Linked DNA regions of Homo sapiens: region 2 is linked to region 1. The links are chromatin loops, found by intact Hi-C in ENCODE. Cell type or tissue: A673. All regions are shown on one strand. Each heading gives the region's core, and the rest is flanking DNA. Links, peaks and the distances in the headings are about the cores only. Region 1 has its middle 160 kb from the start of MIR4303. Region 2 has its middle 38 kb from the start of MIR4303.

Evidence for each region. Hi-C counts contacts between places; a loop is a spot of excess contacts. Peaks named below come from ENCODE experiments on the same cell type or tissue, not always from the same donor. Only the 100,000 strongest peaks of a DNase experiment are listed, where the experiment ranks them.
Region 2: it touches region 1 in a loop (5-fold over the local background); 1 of 110 quality-filtered maps calls a loop at or near these places.

Annotation. Positions count from the first base shown.
Region 1 is chr12:98,153,113-98,160,198 of GRCh38, reverse strand. No RefSeq gene overlaps it. Among named protein-coding and RNA genes, the nearest start is that of MIR4303, 160 kb to the right of the region's middle. In A673, for the core only: a CTCF peak has its summit at 5,150 (motif pointing right); a DNase peak (open chromatin) is centred at 5,168.
Region 2 is chr12:98,025,510-98,040,772 of GRCh38, reverse strand. No RefSeq gene overlaps it. Among named protein-coding and RNA genes, the nearest start is that of MIR4303, 38 kb to the right of the region's middle. In A673, for the core only: no CTCF peak of the experiment used is centred there; a DNase peak (open chromatin) is centred at 3,022.

The DNA.
Region 1 (7,086 bases), core at 2,087-7,086:
TTTCCACATCTGTAAAATGGAGATTCTTATAGTATCTCCTTCACAGGATTGAAATGAATAGAATTGAATAAATGAGATAATTTGTGAAAAAAATTTAGAGCAAGCTCTGGCACACCATGAGTACTCAGTGAATGTCACCCTTGTTACTGTTACTGTAAGGGCCATCCCCACATTCAGAGATTTAGAGATTGACATCCAGAGAGACGAAATGACCTCAGCATGGCCACATAGAACCAGAGCTAGAACTCCTTATGGTTCCCAGCTCAGTTCACCTTCCCTTTTAGAGATACCAACTGTTCTGGAGGTGTTTTCTTGTTATCCTAATATAATTTCTATGAATCCATTAGAAATTCCTAGAAATGCTATTGTCCCAGCATCCAAACCACAAATCCCAGAACTCCTGTATTATGCAGAAAGAATGAAAATTTCTTGTCAGAATGAGCTAACGTTTCTGGGTCTGTAAATGTGGTCACTTCACTATTAACTAGCTTCACTTCAATGAATGCCAAATTTATCTCAATTCCTAGAAGAGAATTTCTTTGTTGTACTTTCAATGTTCCTCATCTTGTCCCTGTGAATTTCCACATTGGCCATCTTTTACAGTGTCCCGTCTCTGACTCTAAAAGTTGGTGTTCCTTAGGTTTCCCTCCTTTTCTTCCCATATATATTCTCCTTGGATCTCATGTATTTTTCTAGGTTTAAGTGGTTGACCATGTCTACATTTACGCCTCCTGCTCTGATTCATGTCCTCCTCTCCCTGAACCCTAGATGGGTCTATTTGGCTACCTGCTAGCTATTGTCATTTGGGTATCTGTAGCAGAGACAGGCCTGATGCTTATCTAAACCTGCTCCTCTTCCTGGGCACTCAGGAAGACTGTAAATTCTAGCCTCTCCTGCATTTAGTTTGGGACCAAATGAATGAACACTAGCTCTTGTATTGATGTGAGTGGGAATAATATGCACCAATTCTACACATCTCTCTCTCCTGTCCTCATGACTGGAAGCAGTGCTCTGCAAGATAGCAGATTCATAATGTGGGAGGATCCTGGATTCCTGAGCCACTCCTTTAAGGAGAGCTTTCCAGGAGAGCTGTCTAAACTCCACTGGGCTATAGTAGGAGCAAGAAATAAAAGTTTAAGTCACAGAGATTTGAGGTGATTTGTTGCCACAGAAAAGCTTGACCTTTCTTTACCAATATAGTGACCCTCAGGTACCTTGAGTTCTACGTGTAAGTCTATTTTCTACTTCAACTGGTGTCACCGTCCTCTGTTCAGTCCCGCAATTCACAGTCCCCTAGTCTTCAACCAAATCCGATGAATAACCAAGCCCTGTGGATTTTAACATCCATATTTTTTTTCTAGGATTATGTATTTTTAAAAAACCATTACCCTGATAAAGGATCCTATTTCTTACCTGCCTATTGACATGAGTCAACTTAAACCAGGAAATCATCCTATTAGGATAGTTGGTCATTATTGAAAGTCATTCCCAGCAGGGAACATAAAAGAATACGTTAACACTGTAACAATACAGTTGGTGTCTGGAAATAAGTAAATTTCCAGATCACTGATGAAGAAAGTGGGGAGCTCCCTGGGCTATGCTCTGTGCCTATAGGACCCATATGCAAAGAACAAAAGGACCCTCACACAATGTCCAGATAGACAAGTGAGGGTTAATGCAATTAACCATGGATACCTGGATACTTCATAACTACCATCTTCCACTTCATGTTTTCATCCACTCAAACATGCTTTTGATAAAGGTCAGAAGGCCAACTGCTTACTGAGTGTAGATCAAAGGTGGAGCCATAGTCTGGCAGGGGTCTTCTTGCTGAGCTTAACCTTACCTGGGAGAGTTAGCTAGCTCAAAACATTTCTAATCACCTGTGATCCCTCTTCACATCTCCTGCAGAGTGTGAGACTGTAGATGACAGCTCTCACACTCCCCTTTCCATTTAGTAATGCTCCCTTTATAAAAGCAGCTCTCATTTTTACCAACCTATATTTCCTTTCCCACAAAAAGTGAGCCCCTCCTTGGTCATGCCACTCTTGTTTAGAAACACCTTCTGGGATGGCATTAAGCAGGGGTCCTTCAATTTCTTCATTTCTATGGCAGCTCTCCCTCCTCCAAACCAGCATGCATTACCTTGCATATTTTAATAAATTAAAATAAGCCCATGTTTTAAAATGAGTTTTTCTTTAAATAATTGTTCAGCAGTCCACAGCTTTGGTCTTCCTTGAAGACTAAAAAGATCTCATGAAAACCTGGAGGCAGCAAATAATGGATAAGCCATTTTGAGGTCTTTGGATAACTTTGTGCTGAGTTTTATAGGAAGGCTTGCTATTATTAGAGAGCTACACCAATGTTTAGTGACTGAATTTTCCTTGCCTGACTCAGTAATCTAGGGGACATTTCTGCACCAAGAACTGATTCCCATATACATAGGAAGTTGACCACAGTAGTCATTCTGACTACCAACCTTCTTCTGGACCTTTTTTTCCTGCTTGCATCCTAACTCAAACCTGGACCTTAACCTGGTCCCTGTTTCAGGTCTGAAACTTCCTTCTTTAGCCAAACTGGCCAGACATGACAGATAGATAGCTATGTCATGGGAATAACAGTCATTCTGTGGCCTTTTCTATTTTTTTTTTTTTTTGAGACAAAGCTTTGCTCTTGCTGCCCAGTCTGGAGTGCAATGGCTCCATCTCAGTTCACTGCAACCTCCGCCTCCTGGGTTCAAGCCATTCTCCTGCCTCAGCCTCCCGAGTAGCTGGGATTACAGGTGCCCACCACCATGCCTGGCTAATTTTTGTATTTTTAGTAGAGGCAGGGTTTCACCATGTTGGCCAGGCTGGTCTCGAACTCCTGACCTCAGGTGATCTGCCTGCCTTGGCCTCCCAAAGTGCTGGGATTACAGGCATGAACCACCACACGCCCGGCCTCTGTGGCCTTTTCTAAGAGTATTTGCCTTTAAAACACTATTGCCAGTTGTAAAATGAAACATTTTGCTCCTGTAGAGAAATTCAAGGTAAGCCAAATATAAGGATGTAAGAATATTTTTAAGAAGAATATTCACTCTGAAATCCCATCATAACCCATAACCCTATGCAATGGACCTTCACCTAGTGTGAGGCTGGCTCCATTAGCATCTCATCGTCTGTCACAGGGAAAAAGGTTCTGTGCTATTTTTCATCTCCTGAGTATTCCTGATATAGAACAAGAGCAAGGACTTTAAAAAAATTGAGAACATAAATGACAAAGCATTTCTCTGTTTTCTTCTTTTCTAAAATGTGCACAGTCAGGTCCTTTCCTACCTCCATGTCTTTGCACACACTATTCTCTATGTCAGGAATGCCTCTCTTCCTACACTCCCATCCATCCTGCAAGCGGTACTTCCCACATGAGGCTCTTCCTGGTCTCTCCAGCTGCAATTACTTCTTTTCTTTGTTTGTATCCTGACTACAGCACTTTGCATTTTTGTAATCTATGGTGCACTCAGGCACAACAAAGTCCTGACACTTGTGTCATTTTACAAGGTGTCATAATCACTGCCATCAGATGGGGTTCCTCAGTTTAGATTTTGTGTATATGACACTATCTAAAAGGAGCTCTTTATCTTGGGACTTTATGAAGAAAATAAAAATGTTAGTTGCTTTAAATTATTTTTGAAACAATATGGGGTAAGGATAATTAAATAATAACTGAACCCATGCTATGAAATGAGAACCATGTGGAGTTAGAAGGCAAAATTACTTATAAATAAGGACTTATACATTATATATGGGGAGGATTCTGATGTTTGCTAATTTTCTCCTCACTAAGGAATTAATAAAATGCTCAGTGGTGTGGCCAGCAGAAAGGTTTCTGTTCTGTGCTGGCTTCTTTATTTTTTCCTCTTTGTATCATCCAAGTTCTACTGGCTCTTGGATTCTATGTGTAACTCCTTGTTTTGAACACTTATCTGTACTAAGATGTTGCTTACTTCTATCAGAGCCCTAATGCTTTCTGCAGAAAACACATAGTCCTGGATTTTTCCTTTGCTTTTATGTTCTGCAAAATCACCCTACTTTCCTCTTTCTGTACTTTGCTTTTCTGCAATGATAGGAAGTTCCCCCTCCATATCCTTGTATTACAAGAATAACTTCTTGATTGAGCTTTGAGCTGAAACTAGATTTTTTCTTGGGGTGCTGATATATTTGCTGAGACACCTCCACTTCTTGTTCCTCAGGAGACACTGAGGTGCAGCTGCCAGGGGTGTAACCTCTCTATACCCATGGAGCCCATCCGTTGGTGATATTTGTGTGTGTGTCTTGTCTGGTCTACTAGACTGTACCCTCTTGAAGATGTCAACAGTATCTCATTTGATATGTTTCCTCCAGGGCTCCTAGTAGTGTTGTATAGGGTAGATGCTCATGAAGTGTTTAACGGATTGAATTGTATCAGCTATTACTCTGAGTGCACACAAAGGGGTGCTGCAGCTCTGAAGAGCCTCAATTCACCTCATGGGGTTACATGGAAAAACTGTCAGACTTATTTATGCACCCCAGTTCTCCATGGGTTATGTCAATGTCAATTAATACTAAATTTCTGCAGTGGAGAGAAAACACATTTTCACCTAAAGGCTGATCAGTTCCTTTTCTGCTGTATATCTCAGTGATCATAAAGCAAGGAGACCCCTGGGACTCTATTCTATTTAGGCAAAGGCAGGTGTGCTGGGGAGCTTCGTATTTGTACACAGACACAAAAAGCAGGGCTTATTTTTGCAATTACTTGCAAAGGCTGCCCATGTTTTCCAGCATGTAAATTAGGACTTGAAGGAAAACATCTAATTGCATTTCACTCCAACTAATTGCCAGCTCAAAATTTTAGATTAGTGTGCACACCATACTTAATTTTTTCGTTGCTGTTATTAATAACACGCTTAGCTCTGTAAGAAGAGAAATAACAAGCTGGAATTAAAGACTTGAGGGCTGCCCCACTAAGAAAATGCTTTGGGGAGTGTGGTAAGGAAACGATGAGAAATGTCTCAAAGCCATGGCTGAAATTCCAGACAAAGATTGCCTGGGTAGGGTGCTCCTCTGTTGGTTTGCTGATAAAGGTTAGATAGAGCGGATATAATAGAGATGGTATGTGGAGTCATTGCATGTGTTTTGCCACAAGGAGGGGCCGTGGTTACAACCCTGGACGTGTCCTTAACTTGTATTAAACCAGTAGGCTTTCCTGTTTGAAAAACAAAACCTACTTAAAAGAGATTTTTGTTGTTGTTGTTGTTTGTTTTGTTTCTTTCTTTCTTTCTTTCTTTTTTTTAAAAATGTGCTCACATCCAGAAAGAATGGTATGGTCTTTTATGAGTAACATAAACATACTGTGATATCCTTATGTTACTAAATGCACATTACAAAGCATAACAAAATCATAGTCACACACAAAAAATAAGGACAAGCTACAGTGTTGACTGGAAATAAAAAGGGGGAAGCTTTTTCACATGTTGTTGCGCAAAGGTAACCGGCAGCTTCAGAATTCTCCTGTCTTCTCAGCAAGAGTTATTCTCTAAAGGACATGATGAACTTTTTGTCCTTCCAAACACAGAAGTCAAAAAAATGTATCCTTGAAGCTCAATTTAGCAATAGCAGCTTTGCAAATCTATTTACCATTGGGGAGACTTTATTCAAAGATGGTTAGTTCCTGGGTTTCTCAATGAAGGGGCAGAACGGAGACCAGATGGACTTTGGAAAAGCTTATGAATTAAATAACATGCTTTCATCATACTGTCCCTCTGTGTTTATCCTCTACCATTCTTTAGTGGGCACCTATCTGTGCCAGGCATGGAGCTAGATGCAGCAGCCACCTCAGGGACAAGACTCGGTGAGATCCCCACTGTTCAGGTTCCAGACAAGTGGCAAGCCAATGTTAAAAAAAAAAATAGAGACACAAGCAAATATATTCCTATCAATATTGTTAAGTGCCATGAAGGAAACATATGGGGATTAAGACCACAAAAGTTGCATCTAACTGAAATGGGGAAGGTCTGGGAAAGCCCCTCCCAAGAAATGACTTGTAAGCTGAAAGCCATAGGACAAAGTAGCATTTAGCCAAAGCAGGAGGAATAGATCTTTCCAGACATATGGAAGGACAGGTGTGAAGGGCCTGCAGTTTGACACATTGGAGGGAGTAGAAGACAGCTCATGGGGTTGTTGCTCAGTGAGTGAGGGGAAGAGTGACTGAAATTAGGCTGGGAAGATGGGCAGACGAAGGACCACACAGGGGCTTGTAGACTGTGGTAGAGAGTTTAGATTTTATCCTCAAAGTGATAGAAAGCCTCTGAAGGGTAGAAGAAGGGAAGTGATGAGAATCCATTTAAAGAGATCTCAACTTAGAGAAAAGATGGGAGGGCAGCAAGAATGAAAACCAAGAGACCAGTTGGGAGGAAACTTTCATGGGGTTGGTGAATGTGCTGGTCACTTGCCTGCTTGTTTTCAAATCCATTCTCCACCCTTCTCATACAAAACAAAGTATATTTCCCAAACTCCTCAGCCAATCTGCTTTTGTGTGGGTTGTACTGATAGGAGGCTGTGGAGGGAGATTTGAGAACTAGAAAAAGGGAGAAGCCAGGGTATTTTCCATTGTCCCTCCTTGTTTCTTGGGGCAACCCCAGCAATGCTGGTCCTCTTTGGTGTCAGCTGTTTCCACATAGACCCACTGGATAGTCCCATTGTCTGTGGCCCCAGATCCCGCAGGGCAGTCTTCTACATGGTTTCTATTTCTACCTGGCTTCCTCGGTTCTTGAACTTTAGCAATACCATCTCCTTCCAAGATTCCCCCAACCCTGGAGGTGACAGGGACTCCCTACTGATCTCTGGGTCACATCCTCATTCCCTGATTGTCTTTGCAGCTCTCCCAACACCTTTGTAATGAGATCTCTCAATTTCCTCTACTCGGAGCTTGGATTTTATTTTCCTGACTGGATCTTGACCAACACGACGAGCAACAATGGCAGTTTGAACCCTAGCAGTGTAGGAAGAGCAAATATATGGATTTGAGATAGTTTTTGAAATTCTGTATGAACTGACTGAAGACAGTGGAGAA
Region 2 (15,263 bases), core at 1-5,000, 120 kb after region 1:
ATTATTTTCTCAATTTTATTTTCAGATTGTTCATTACTTGCTTATTAAAATATAATTATTTTCTTTGTATGTTTATCTTGTGTCCTGAAACCTTACTTAACTCAGACGTTAGTTGGAATCATTTTCTGGTGGATTTACTAAAATTTTCTAAATACAAAATCATGTCATCTGCAGATAGAGATATTTCTACTCCCTCCTTGCCAATCTTGAAGCTTTTTATTTACCTCACTTGCCCAATTTTCCTGGTTAGAATTTCAAGTAAACTGTTTAGTAAAAGTGGTGAGTGTAGACATCTGTGTCTTGTTTCTGTTCTTAGGAGGAAGGCATTTGTTCTTTCACATTAAGTGTATTAGCTTTGAGTGTTTTTCTTAAGTGTTTTTTTTTAATCATGAAAAGATGTTGAATTTTGTCAAATTTTTTTTTCTGTGTTTATTAGGATGATTATGTGGCTTTTCTCGTTCGTTTTGTTAATAGGGTACCTTATATTAAATAATTTCCTAATGTTAAAGTATCCTTGAATTCCCAAGACAAACCTCACTTGATTATGATGAATAATCCTTTTAATGTCTAGATGTGGTTTGCTAGTATTTTGTTGAGGATTTTTTCATCTGTGTTTATAAGAGCTATTTGTCTGCAATTTTCTTTTCTTGTGATATTTGTGTCTGGTTTTAGTATCAGGATATTATTGACCCCATAGAATAGAGTTAGAAAATGCTTTCTGCTATTCTACTTTTGGGAAAGAGTTTGTGGAGAATTGCTATTATTTCTTATTTAAAAGTGAGGTAGAATTTATCAGTGAAGTCATCTTGTCCTGGGCTTTCCCTTGTGGGAAGTTTTGAAATTACTAATTTAATCTCTTTATTTGTTGTAAGTCTATTAGATTTTTATTTATTCTTGAGTCAGTTTTAATAGTTTATGTCTTTCTAGGAGTTTGTTTGTTTCATCTAAATTATCTAACTTGTTGCATACTGTTGTTCATACTATTTCCTGATAATCTTCTTTATTTCTGGAAGGTTAATAGTAACGTCTCTTATTTCTGATTCTAGTAATTTGAGTCTTTTTTCTTTTTCTTGCTCAGTCTAACTAAATGTTTGACAATTGTGTTGATCTTTTTTAAAAAGTAACTTTTGGTTTTGTTGATTTTTCACTATTGTTTTTCTATTTTCTTTCATTTATATGTATTCTAATTATTATTTTCTTTCTTCTGCTTGCTTCAAGTTTACTTTGCTCTTTTTTCCCCCTGGTTGTTCTCTTTATTATCGAAAGTGGCATATTGAAGATTTCAACCATTATTGTTGAATTGTCTATTTCTCCCGTCAATCTGTCAGTTTTTGCTTTATGTATTTTGAAATCTCTGTTGTTAGGTGCATATGTGTTTCTATTAATTATCTCTTCCTAGTGAATTGACCCATTTATCATTGTAAAATTATCTACATTATTTTCAGTAACATATTTTTGTTTTAAAGTCTATTTTGTCTGGTATTATATAGCCACTCTAACTCTCTTATTGTTCCTCTTTGCATGCTATACTTTCCCACATTTTTTATTTTAAACCCATCTGTATTTTCAGTTCTAAAGAGTGTCTCCTGGAAGAAGCACAAAGTTGGAACTTATTTTTATATCCTATCTTACTATCTCTGTCTGTTGATTGAATTGTTTAATTCATTCATATTTAATATTATTCTCATTTGTTTGAATTTATGTCTTATATTTAACTTTTTGTTTTCTGTAAATATGTCTTTTTTTCCTTCTGTTTCTCCTTTATTGCTTTCTTTGCATTAAGTTGGTATTTTCTAGTTTGTCTTTTTAATTTCTTTCATAATTTTAAAATTATATATACCCCATTCCCAGGAATCCAATTTGTATTCTCTCTTTTGGTAGGGCTGCACTATTGGGTGTTTAAAAAGACTCCCAACAGTTTTAAACAGAAGTTAGTTTTAATTTGGTACTAGAGTTAAGAAGATTTTAATGTTGCAGAATTAAATCAAGTCTAATTCTTAAAATCAACGGAATAGAAAGGATAGATATGTAATTATAAAATAAATTATAACTTTAGTACCAAGTTTAATAAATATGAAAATATTATGTTCCAGTTATTGAAATGTTACTTAACCATTTTAGCATAACTCTCAATTTCATTATACTATATAAACCCCCAACTAACATAGAAGATAAAGCAGTGGGTAATTTTCTGTTCACTAAGAACTTATCGCAAAATGCCATTACAAGTCAAACTATTTCTATAAATATAAAACATTTAATTAAAAAATTTTGGACAATGCTATGATCTGCACTCTGTTCCCCCAGCCCCCGCAAATTCATATGTTGAAGTATTAACTCCCAGACCTCAGAATGTGACTGTATATGATTATAGGGTCTTCAAAGAGGTGATTAAAGTTAAATGAGGTTATTGGGGTGGACCCTAATCTACTATGACTGGTATCTTTATAAGAAAAGGAGATCAGAACACAGATAGGTACAGAGGAAAAGACCATGTGAAGACACAGAGAAGAGGTGGCCACCTGTAAGCTAAGGAGAAAAACCTCAGAAGAAACCAATCCTGCTGAAACCATTATCTCAGAACTTTATTCTCCGGAATTGTGAAGAAATAAATTTCTGTTATTTAAGCTACTCAGTCTGTGGTATTTTGTTAAAGCAGCCCTAACCAACTAACATAGACAACTTTTCAAGAACACCTCCAATGAATAAAATAGAATACATCCTCCCTCTCTTCCTCTCTTCCTTCTTGGCCTATCTTCCTGTATGCACCTTCCCAGAGTAGAACTTCCATTGTGCTAAGATGGGTATGGAGTGAGAAAGTGGGCCATAGCTCGAGTGCCACAGATTCTTGCTGTTCTTATCAAGATCTATTAGATTTTCTTAATAAATGTTTCCTTATTTGCTAAATGCCATTAGGATAATTTCTAGAGATTTTGAAATTGTAAATCCATTGGATAAAATGGAATCCATCTCCTCCTTCCCTCATTTCCTTCCTTCCTTCCTTCCTTCCTTCCTTCCTTCCTTCCTTCCCTTCCTTCCCTTCCTTCCTTCCTCCCTTCCTTCCTTCCTTCCATGTTTATTATGGACTCTAGCCTCACCACAGTCACATAATGAGGAAAATAATTTATCCAGCCATTCTTGCTTATAAAATTCTTGAGGGAAATAACTTGTAAAGTTTGGAGATCCAGGAACTTTGAATGTGGAAACTGCCAGCCAGCCCTTGGATTCCTAGGGTGAGGTATGACTTGGGGAAGAGGTTTACATTGGTAAGGATCAGACGAGGTTTTTAAATAAGGAAATGTTTACCTCAAAAATCTTCTGTATTCAGTGTCATGGAGGAGGATACCTTAGTGGAAATTATGCACTTATTGGTTTTAGCATTTCACATTCTGGATTTGGCCCCAATTTCAAGATTTTAATTATTTTAAATTAATATAGATGATAAATATTATTGAATTTTCTTTTAATAAATTTCAATATTGGCCTAAACTAATAACCAAGTGATTATAATTATCAACTTTTACCAAGAGTGAGTTTTTGTTATTTGTTTATAACTTTATTTAATATTTCCTGTGCCTAGATACAGCTAAAATTTCATTTTATAGATACTATACATTGCATATCTTACATTAATGATTTGTTTAGATATCCCCCACAAATGATTTGTGCTGCTACATCAGAAAATTGAATAATAATTTTTAAATTTTCTTTATTAAAAATAGCTGAAGCAGTTGTTTTGAAACCAGTGAGAAATGAACTATCTAATTCAACATGTTAATCATGGATGCTTGGGGGAAATATTTCAGAATCAAAAAGTGTGAAGAATAATTATTGTCTCCTCAAACAATAGATATTCATTGTGTGTGTATGTATATTTCTGTTCAACTCAAAAAATAGAGATTAGGTGCCCCTGTGTTCAAAAACCTGTCTCTGTGCCAGAGACGGCATCAGCTTTTGGTCTACTTGGAGGTGAATGACATGTGACTAAGCTGGTAGAAAGTCTAACAAAGTTGCTTCAGAGAGTTTGGAATAAATACCAGAGCAGAGAATAAATGCAATTTGTTTGAGGTTCCGGGAAATGCACAAAGGAGATGATATTGATATTAATAATATACATAGTTTGTGCAGGAATTAATTGCTTATTCATCCACATTCTTTGTATCTTCATTGAATTATTTGTTTCATTTGGTTTTAGCTTACTTCATTTTTTCATATTTGCTCATCTGACTAGTTTTAAAGCTTCTTGAGGACAGGGAACTTGTCATAATCATATTTGCTCCAAATACTTGCTATTCTTTTGCACTTAATACTCATAATAGTTGCTAAACAAATGTTTGTTTAATTAAATTTAGCATGCTGTGATGAGAAGATTATGCAGGAGCTCAGAGCTCTAATGTATATAGGTCAAAAATATCTTTGATAAGAGGATTTAAGATGAACAGATAATTGCTGGGGAAATAATTAACACTTTTCTTTGAAAAGCAGTCAGGGCACAGATGGAGATAAGGTCAGAAGTTATGAAAATATTTTTGAGTAGCAAGGGGGGATATGGCAGGATATTTTTGTTTATAGATATACAGGGGAAAGAAGGTAAGTGGCACTTGTAACAATTAGTGACTGGAGTAGTTAATTTGTACTCATGAGAATAGATTCCATTTAACCTTTGCTGAGGATTGACTGTAGTGCCCACCTGTGCAAGGCATCATTATGAAATTTGAATGAATAAAGAAGATTTAGTTTTTGCTCTCAAGCGTCTTTTCAGAATACATTTATCTTAGAGACATATTGTCAACATTGTTTCTCTTGCTTCTGTCTTTTCAATTTCTCATTACTAGGGTTGTTGACTCTCCCTACCCAGCATCAAGTATGTTTTGATTCTAAATGTAATCCCAAGTGAGGCAGAAATCTAGCCTCACTGTTAGTATTCAGGAGGATTTGAAAATGAGTCTCAAACCAAGACCTGGGACCCAGAAACTAGGGCCTAGCCATGGGTGCTGGGCCATGTTGCTTCCTTGAATTTTCTCTTAACAGTTAAATGAGAGCTGGGCACTGTTTTGTCACATGGCTACTCCATTGCTTTCATCTGGCCTGGGACCTTCCTTCCCCTTGGCCTTTGCCTTGGTCCCCAATATTTTGTCAGTCATACCTCTCTGCCCATTTCCTCTGGCCCCAAAATCAGCTTGTTTTGCTCCTTCTAATTCCTTTCTCTGAGGGCTAGGGCATTATCCTGGAATCTGAGGTTACAGGCCCCAGCTCTATAGGAAATGAATAGATCCCCTAGGACCACCTTTACAGTTCTCCTCCCATATCTTGAGAGTTCTTGCTGTCCTCCTTTTTGAATTTTCCATTGTTGCACACTTCATCTGTCATACTAGTTTACTCAGGAGTAATAGTTTTTCTGAATTGTGCCAAGTTTGCTGTACCCCTTGGATTCTAAGCTTCAGACTTTCTGGCTGAACTTCCCTAGCTCTGTAGCTGGAGGTAGGCCAGATTCTACGCCACCCTTACCTCCATTCTTATCCCACCTGGCTTCTCATTTCTTCCTTCCAGCTCCATGTTGCTGAGCTCCTGCATACTTTAAACTGAAGTCCAGATAGGTATTGCCAAATTGATCTTGTATTAAATGATGATTCTAATCCAGTCAGAATAGTTTTCCTACCAAAGATGAGTTTCCATAGATAGATAGGTAGATAGATAGATAGATAGATATGGTATGGCTGTGTCCCCACTCTAATCTCATCTTGAATTATAGCTCCCACAATTCCCACGTGTTGTGGGAGGGACTAGGTGGGAGGTAACTGAATCATGGGGGTGGGTCTTTCCCATAAGTCTTACAAGATCTGATGGTTTTATAAAGGGGAGTTTCCTTGCACAAGTTCTCTTCTCTTGTCTGCCACCATGTGAGACATGCCTTTCACCTTCTACTGTGATTGTGAGGTCTCCCCAACCACATGGAACTGTGAGTCCATTAAACCTCTTTCTTTTGTAAATTGCCCAGTCTTGGGTGTGTCTTTATCATCAGCATGAAAATAGATAATAAAAGTATATATCCATCTAAAAATGTATCCTCTTTAAATATTAACTTTGTGCCCAAATACAAGTGTTTCCTTCCTTCCTTTCATCCATCCATCTATCCATCCATCCATCCATCCATCCATCCATCCCTCCATCCATCCATCCAACGGCTATTTAGCAAGAAACTTCTAAATTTAAGCCATCAGGCTTAAATGATGATTAGTAAGTTCAAGTCATACAAATTCTCTGAATATAAAACTCTGCTAGCTTCAGAAGACAGCAAGAGATCTTTATCTTTTTTGCTATAAAGTTATGAGTTATATATATTCTACACCATAAGTATAAATTTGAAGCTAAGCATATTTTAAGTTTGAGTAATAAAAATATGATCTCAACTCTATTATGTGGGATTTTCAAGCTAACTGTTATGTGTCAGGTACTTTACATACTTTATGAGATATATTTTATCTTTATCTACAATTTAAGATATGAAAATAAAAAAATGGGAGCTTGGATAAATTAAGTAACGTGCAAAGTCAATTATCAGAAAACAGTGGAGAGAGATTATAGCTTAGGTATTTCTAGGTATAAAATCTAGGCGTTTGCATCTCACCATAACACCTCTTTAAATATTTAATAAAGATTAAAAGCAACATTTCAATTTTTATAATCTGATCCTATTAAAATATTCTATTTTTTCTTTAAAATGGTTGCTTTTTATTTACCCTAAAAAATCTATCATTTTAAGATAATGTTACCCTCTAATCCCCAAATCCTTCCAGTGCCAGACCCCTCCCAGCATTTGTTTAACATTTAAATGATCAGAAACACAGCTAAAGAAAGGGGTTCTACAGGAGGCAGAGCTTTCAGGGAGCTAAGATGGCACCACTGCACTCCAGCCTGGGCAACAGAGTGAGACTCCGTCTCAAAAAAAAAAAAAAAAAAAAGGAAGGGGTTCTAATGAGTCAAAAAAAAAAAGGTATTGCTTTGCTTCTGCTCAAGCCGTTTACTTGGGGTGTAGTGTCTCAGACTGTCACTCAAATGCTGATAACTGTAAGTTGTGACCAAATTCTAACCATGCCTATTATGTGGTTTCCCAGCCCATGACAAAAAGAGGAGGATATGAGGAAAACATAACTGCCAGAAATAGCAGCTGCTGTATTTTGATGAGAGAAAGGATGGGAAAACCGTAAAGGCAGGAAAAGGGACTAAGAAAATATTTAAGAGGTCATTGCTGGCTGGGCGTGGTGGCTCACACCTGTAATCCCAGCACTTTTGGAGGCTGAGGCAGGCAGATCACCTGAAGTCAAGAGTTCAAGACCAGCCTGGCCAACATGGTAAAACCCCGTCTCAACTAAAAATACAAAAATTAGCCAGGCGCGGTGGTACGTGCCTGTAGCCCCAGCTACTTGGGAGACTGAGGCACGAGAATCTCTTGAACCCAGGAGGTGGAGGTTGCAGTGAGCCAAGATCGTGCCACTGCACTCCAGCCTGGGCAAAAGAGTGAAACTGTGTCTCAAAAAAAAAAAAGGTCATTTATTGTTGGACACTGTACACTAGACACATACCTCCGACAACAAGACATTGTTGTCTGATCATTGTCTCTTTACAACCATTTTGGAAGGAGCTACTGCATAGGGACATGCATAATGATGACTTTGGGGACCAAATAATAGATTAAAATTATTCCAATCCCTCTTTTTTTGGAGGGTAGGAAAGTGTGTACTATGTGGGAGAGTGCTGAAATTCAAAATGGTTTTAGAGCTTCAAGGAATAAGCTTCTATTATCTGAAAAGCTCACTGATTTGAAATATGCATCCAGTGCTACTTTTTACCTGCTTCTTGACCTTGGGAAACTTACTTCATTTCTCTGTGACTATTTGTTTTGCTATAAAATGAGGCTAATAGTAAAAAAGGAGGGTTGATTTTGAGGACTAAATTAGATCAAGTGCTAATACAGCTCCCAGCCTATGCTAAGTACTGAAGAAAGAGTTAGCTGTTGTTTTTTAGGTTCTGTCCATTTCCATTTTGCCCATGTTTTTCCTTGGATCCATGGATTTAGGTTTTTGCATTTTATAGTTTAAGAAAATTCTTCTGCAGAGATGTGTTTATTAGGGAGTGAGCTTGCAGTGTCTAGAGACCCATCCTTGCCTGAATTCCTCATTACCTTTTACAATTAAACAAGACTTGACTAGATTTCTCATTTCTTTTTCGTGCCCTTTTGCTCCATAGGCACCACACAGGAGCCATGATCTATCTAGTTTAAAGAGTGCTAGGCCAGCCTCTGGAGACCCAGATATTACTTTGTCTTTGCCAGTAACTCACTGTGGGAACTTAGGCAAGCAGCTCACTTTCTCTGGGCTTTAGTCTGTTGCTCATTAATATTGCTGTTGCCTGATTTTTATAGTATTTTCTATCAGTCTTTGGAACTATCTAAATGCCTTTGTTCAGGTAAGTTTAAATATCTACTTCGCATATTAAGGATAAGGATTCTGGAGTCAAATTGACTAGCTCCAACACTTACCATTGTGGTAGGCATGTTGCCTAGCCTGCCTGTACCTTGGTCTACTTATTTGTAAAATTAGGATAAGAGTAACTACTCCCTAGAGTTGTTATGAGGGTTAAAAAATTACTAACCCAACTGCAGCATTTGAAATCATGTCTAACATATAGTAAAAGCCCCATAAGGGATACAGAAATAAATGCATTTCTAAAGCACTGGCACTTTAGTGGAGGAGATATTCTGTACCAATAACAAAGCAGAGTATGAGACACATGCAATAGACGGACATTTGCAAAATCTGTGGAGCACAGAGAAAGGAGCAGTTAATTCAAACGGAAAGGAACAGGGAAGTTTTCGTGAATTAGGTTGACTGTGGTCTGTACATTGAGAAGTAAGCTGGTATCAAGGGAATGGACTCTTGCTAAAAGAAACAAAAAGAGCCAAGGTGAGAAAACACAGAAAGTCACTGATGTGTAGCTCTCCTTTTGCTGGAGTGTTGAGACTAAGCGAGGGTGTGCAGTGGGAGATGAAGTTGGGAGAGTGGTCTTGGATTAAATCACGAGGAGGTTTAGGGTTTTGCTAAGGAATATGGAGTTGACTCTATCAGCAAGAGGAAACATGGAAGGTTGTTGAAGTGATATGATCCTATGTGTGAGTTAGGAAGAAGACTCAGGTGATTTCATCATGGAGAAATCAGAGAAGAGAGAAACTAGAGTCAGGGAAAGAAGTTAGTTAAGGGGCCTTGGAATAGTCTAGGTGAGAGATTAAAGGGTCTGAATTGGAGAAGTAGTTATGCAGAAGGAGAGAAGCGCTCAGAATTGAGAACTGGGATGGTAGATGCTGTCTTAGAAATTCTCTTACCTGAGTATTGTGCCTTTTCTCTCCGCTATGGCCCCTTCTGTTGACCTTCCCAGGCTCCATGGAGTTCCTCCTTGGTGATCCACATGTACTCAGTAACCCACATGTGTCTAGGCATGAAAAGGTTAAATGTCAATCCTCAGTGAGCTAGGAAGCCGAAAGCTTTTATTCTCACTTGTGTTAGGTGGGAGATATTTTAGAGGCAGAAAATAATTGCACAACAAACAATAGCTTTTCTTTAGTGGGGAGAAACCTCTAAATAGTAATTAATCTGAAAGACTTACTTTCCTTACAGGAAACAAATACATCGGAAGGTGCTTTAAACATTTTTATTATATAATAAAAATATAATTGTAATTGTATTGTGTAGCAGGGGTGTGGGGGCATTTTATTATGCACCATCTGAGGTACAGGGAGCATTGTCTTTCACTATTGTCTATACCTGTGTAATAGCAAATAGGAAAGTGACCATCTAGATCAATAGAAATGACTATTATAGATAACATCTATGTATTTCAAGGCAGAAATTCTCTTTACATGAAAGAGTGCATTTTAAGCAATTTTGGGTCACGAGGATTCTCTTTAATGACTTCTATCCGGTCTCACAAAAAAGTGAAGTTCATGAATCTGTGTGAAATACAAATTGCAAATAATCAGTGAACACTGATGCGACAGAGTAACAAAAGGAGATCAAAAACATAAAGTTAACAAATTTTAGAGTGATAATCATGCCCTGATGAGAAGAGATTGTTAATTAAGCCCAGGAGCACACTGTAGCAGTTGTTCTTCATTGGCACAGAGGAGTAAATATGTATATATACATCTACACGTATATGCATATATGTATTTCCATAATACAATACATGCATATATATATCAGTGAAGAATACTTCTTTCAACAAATGTTTATTGAAAACTTACTATAGGCTTGACACTATCCTAGGTGCTAGGAATAAAATGGTTATCAAAATAGACCAAATCTTGAAGAGCTTGTATTCTAGTAAGAAAGACAGACAATAAGTATCTATCAACTCAGGAGATGAGAAGTGCTAAGAATAAAAATAGATAGCATGGGCCAGGCGCGGTGGCTCATGCCTGTAATTCCAGCACTTTGGGAGGCTGAGGCGGGCAGATTACAAGGTCAGGAGATCGAGACCATCCTGGCCAACATGGTGAAACCCTGTCTCTACTAAAAATACAAAAAAAATTAGCTGGGCGTGATGGTGCTTACCTGTAATCCTGGCTACTTGGGAGGCTCCTGGCTACAGGATAATTGCTTGAACCAGGGAGTCGGAGGTTGCAGTGAGCCGAGATTATGCCACTGCACTCCAGCCTGGCGACAGAGTGAGAAAAAAAAAGATAGTATGTTAAGGAGACAGAGTATGAAAGGCAGAGGGAAAGTTGTGTTTCATACAGTATGTTTAGGAAGGGCCTCTCCAGTAAGGTGATATCTGAGCTAAAACTTGGGAAGAGGCTTGTAGAGCTCTGGGATGGAAAAAGTGGTCCAACTAGAGGGGAGAGGAGGTACACAGCACTGAGAAGGGATGTCTTGGTGTTTTTGAGGAACAGCAATGAGGTAGGGTGGCAGGAACAGAGAGAGGGAGAAGAAGATGGTAGGAGATGGACCATTTAGGTCTTGCAGAGCCTTACAGGGTATGTAAGAACTTGGATTTTTTTCTGCTGGGAAACCTCAAAAGCATATTATTAATGTGTTTATGCTGAGTACATTGGGTTAATTTAATAATTTGCATCTAGTTCTTCGTGACCCTAATTTTTCATTTCTAAATTCCTAAAATAACAGATGTCCCAATCTAGCCCTCTCCTGTCTTCTGTGCCTTTATTCTCATCACCAGTGCCCTGGTACATGGCAAAGACAGCTCTGGATTCTGCCCTGGGTCCCACCACTGTATCCTTGGATAGCTTTACTAACGCACTCTTCTTACTCAGTTTCTTTACCAAAAACTGGGAGGACTTTCACCAAACTCACTTGATAAGTAATTCAATGAGAACATTTCCAAATTCATGATACTTTAATATCCCTTGTCATTACAAAATTGCCACAGGGCTTAGCATGTGGTAGGTACTCAACACAGGCTTATGGAATTGGATTAGAAAGATAAAATGGTGGGGATGTGTAAAACGTTCTCCAACTTTTTTTAGGGCTAATATAATTTTATTCATTCAGTTCAAAAGATACCCTTTCTGGAGAGCATAACCCTTTTTTTCCCAGAAAGTGAATTATTTTTGTCTTCATAATGTTCCTGTGATACTTTAAAAAAATAGTTTCTTGGAGAATAAAATGGTTTATTCTACTGAGATTTGTACCTTTTCTGATACTACAGATAATATCCATTTAGTTATTCCTTTCAGAAAATTTGGCCAACAAATTTAGAACCTTCCATCTCTTATAAAGCATTGTAGAAAGTGCTCTGATACTTTCTATTGATATATTTTGAGTCTAGCTTTCACGGTAGATTGTTTGCATAAATGGTCAGAAATTTTTCTTCTTATATGCGTGCCCCTTTGCAATGTAAGTTGGCAGCAACTCCCATTCGGAAGTGAATCTATTTCTTTACTCTGACTTTGGGCTTGACTACATGACTTGCTTTGGCCAGTGGAACATTAGCACATCTGATGCAAGTAGAGCCTTGAAAAGTACTTACTCTCGGGACCTTGCTGTCCCTTGCTGCTCTTGGTAATCTTGTGTCCAACAAACTCGGGCTACCTGCTGGATGATGAGCAGCATAAGGACAGTTACTTCTTGGGACAATTGCCTTTGCCAACAGCCAGTCAACCCCGAGACATGTAAACAGCCAGCTGACCATGCATGATTGGGCCCAGCCAACACCCTGTGGACTAGAGAGGAGCCATTCCAGCTGAGCCTAACTCAAATTGCTAATCCACAGGATTGTGAGCAAATAAGTGTTTTCAGTGCTAACTTTGGGATAGCAAAATGTAGTAGATACAGCTCATAACCCTATTAATTGTTTGTATTTTGTTAAGTCCAAACTATATTTCTTTTCTTGCATCTTCTTCTTCCAAAACAAACACTGTGGTGGAGGCAACTAGTTCTTCAGTATCCATTTTCTCTTCTTTCTTTTTATTAATAGATACTGTTCCTCATCTCCCACATTTGAATTTTATCTAGGCACATGGCTGTCCAGCTTGAGAATTAAATTTCCCAGCTTCTCTTGCAACTAAGGTGTGCTCATGTGACAAAGTTTGGCCAATGGGATATGAATGGAAGAAATGTGTGCTAAGAAAGCTGCTTGCTCTCCACTCTTTCCCTCTCTCGTTTTCCTTCCCCATTTTTACAGGCTGGGAAATGGAGCCATGTGAGGCCCAGAGATGGAAACCATATGTTGAAGATGGCAGAAATAACCCACCAGCTCAGGTCCCAAAATAACTTTGCAGACCACAGCCACTTACCCACTTTGGACCACTCACCTACTACTGGTCTGTTATGTGAGAGAAAAACAAACTTATATCTTAAGTATGTCACTATATCTTCAGGTCTCTTTGTTATAGCAGCTTGGCTCTTACCCTAACTCATAATTAGCAAATACACAGCAGACACAAGCATTTAAACACCCACTGCCTAATACAGCACTCAGAACTCAGGAGCTCAACAAATTCTAGATCCATGCATATATTCATTACTAGTTACTGCCTGTTGTCTTAAGCACAGAGTTGCATAGATAATTACATATTTTTTTCCTCTCTTTTTTTGGCCAGGAGCTGACAAACTAGCTGGAAAAGATAGAAAAAGAAATAATAAAGGGAAATTAAAGGTGGAGAGTACTGTAACAGAGGACTCTGTCAGGGGTGGTAGCCGGAGATAATGAAAGGATTTGGACATCTCTTAAAAGTTTGCTGCAGTGGGATGAAACACAAATCATGAAACAGAGCATCCATTCAATGCACCTGTACAATTACTTTCACAGAATTTGGAAGCCTTCTCTCACTTGTTTCTGGGTCACTGACCTTGAGCTGGGGCTGGGGTAGGGGGTGGCCACTGGCTTACTGTTTTCACACTTCAGACACTTCAGACTTCCAACACTAGCTTTTCAAAGGGTTTTGTGTGTCAGGTATAGGGGTGGCAGTAGAGATGGAGGTTAGGTTTAGAAGGATTACTGACAATCCTGTAATAACTTTTGAAATAGCTTTTTAGATCAATTCCCATTCATTTCCCACTTTACAGAGAAGAGAGGACCACAGAAGGATCAACAGTTATGAGAAAAACTAAGAGTAAAAAACTTCACTCACCACACCTGGAAATGGAACTGAACTCTCTGTTCTTGTGTTCCGTTTTCTTTCCCCACCATCTCCTGTGGCTTATTTGTGTATGTTTTTTTTTTCTATCATCCAGAAATGCTTTTATTTTATATGGAGAATATCCTCAGAAGAAGATGCTAACTGAGAAACCATTACAAAAGTTCAAGAAGAGAACATAGAGTATCTTGGGTGTTAACAAAGAGATGCTAAGCATGAAAAAGAAGCTTTTCGAATTGGGAAGTCCTATCTATTTCATCTCATTGCACCAAGTCTCTTATCATGCTCATTTGCAGTAGTGATACTTCACCTTGAGTTATAATCATCTTGCTTTTAATGAATGCCTTGCTGATATGTGCCATATGTTTTTAGACTCTCTTTCATTTCCAGGTTATAGGGCACATGCCTTTATACAAAGCACTCATCCTTGCAGGCCTCAGTTTCCTCATCTATAAGATAACTAGATAATCTCTGAAATCTCCTTTAGGTCCCAAATTCCAAAATTTGTATTTCCTTATAAGCATATTGATTAGAGTATGGTGACAACTGTAGCTACAATGACAACAGAATGATGAAACATATTAACATTAGTGTTAATGCAATAATCAGCTGTGTTTTGTTCCATATGGCAATTTATTTCAACAATTAAGCCAAACTCCATCTGTTTTGGCATCAACAATTTTTCAGATGGGTTCCTGAACCACATCTTTGAAAATTATTTTATGTTTCTCAAATATTGCTACCATCAATAAATGACAGTACGGTGTCTTTCCGTTTAAAAAAAAAAAACACTAGTGCCAAAGCCCATCTTATTTGATAAAGGAATTGTTTTGCTATTTGACCCTATGAATATGTTGTACAGTCTAATCAATAGTACCAGAAAAGGAAAATAAATCTTGGTGTCAGCGTGGAGGGAATGCACAAGGTGCACTAGTTTCTGGAGCAGGCAAAGCAAGCTTTGACACTGTCAGCAGCAGATTTCTATTTTTCTGACCTGAGGATCCTGTTGGGACAGGATGTGCTTCCATCTGTGATGGAGACAAGGCAAATGGTGCATTCCCCACATCCGGCAGGGGCGTCTTTCTTTGGCTTGGGTTGAGCTGCATTGACAGAATAGCAATAGGGAACATTTGTCTTTATCTTTATAACACCTGACAAGAGGCATGATTACTGCTGTAAGGGTATCAAAATAAAGAAAAAAAATGGGCTGTCCAAGAGCCCTGTTATTTGTCACATTCAGAAATGCTAAACCAGACTAGCAGGGTAGAAATTCCTTGTCAAATGGCCTCTAAAAATTATTATTTTCCTTCCCAACACAATATATGAAGCACATGGATCTCACCTATGCTGTCTTTTTTCCTCCTGATGTACAAGTTGGGGGCAGTCTTCTCTGGAGCCCAGGCTGTGCTTTTGCAGACTGAAAGTTGCCTCCAAGTGGTTCATTGCATGCACCAACCTGACAATACACACACCACTCCCTGCTTGTGCAGGAAATACAGAAAATCGCTAGCTGTCAGCTTATTAACAAATATTGAATGTATACAGCAAAAATTCGATTTATTTTGCAGCAAGTGTTAGGATGTCTCCAGGCAAATTAAAGCCAGAGCTGACTTCG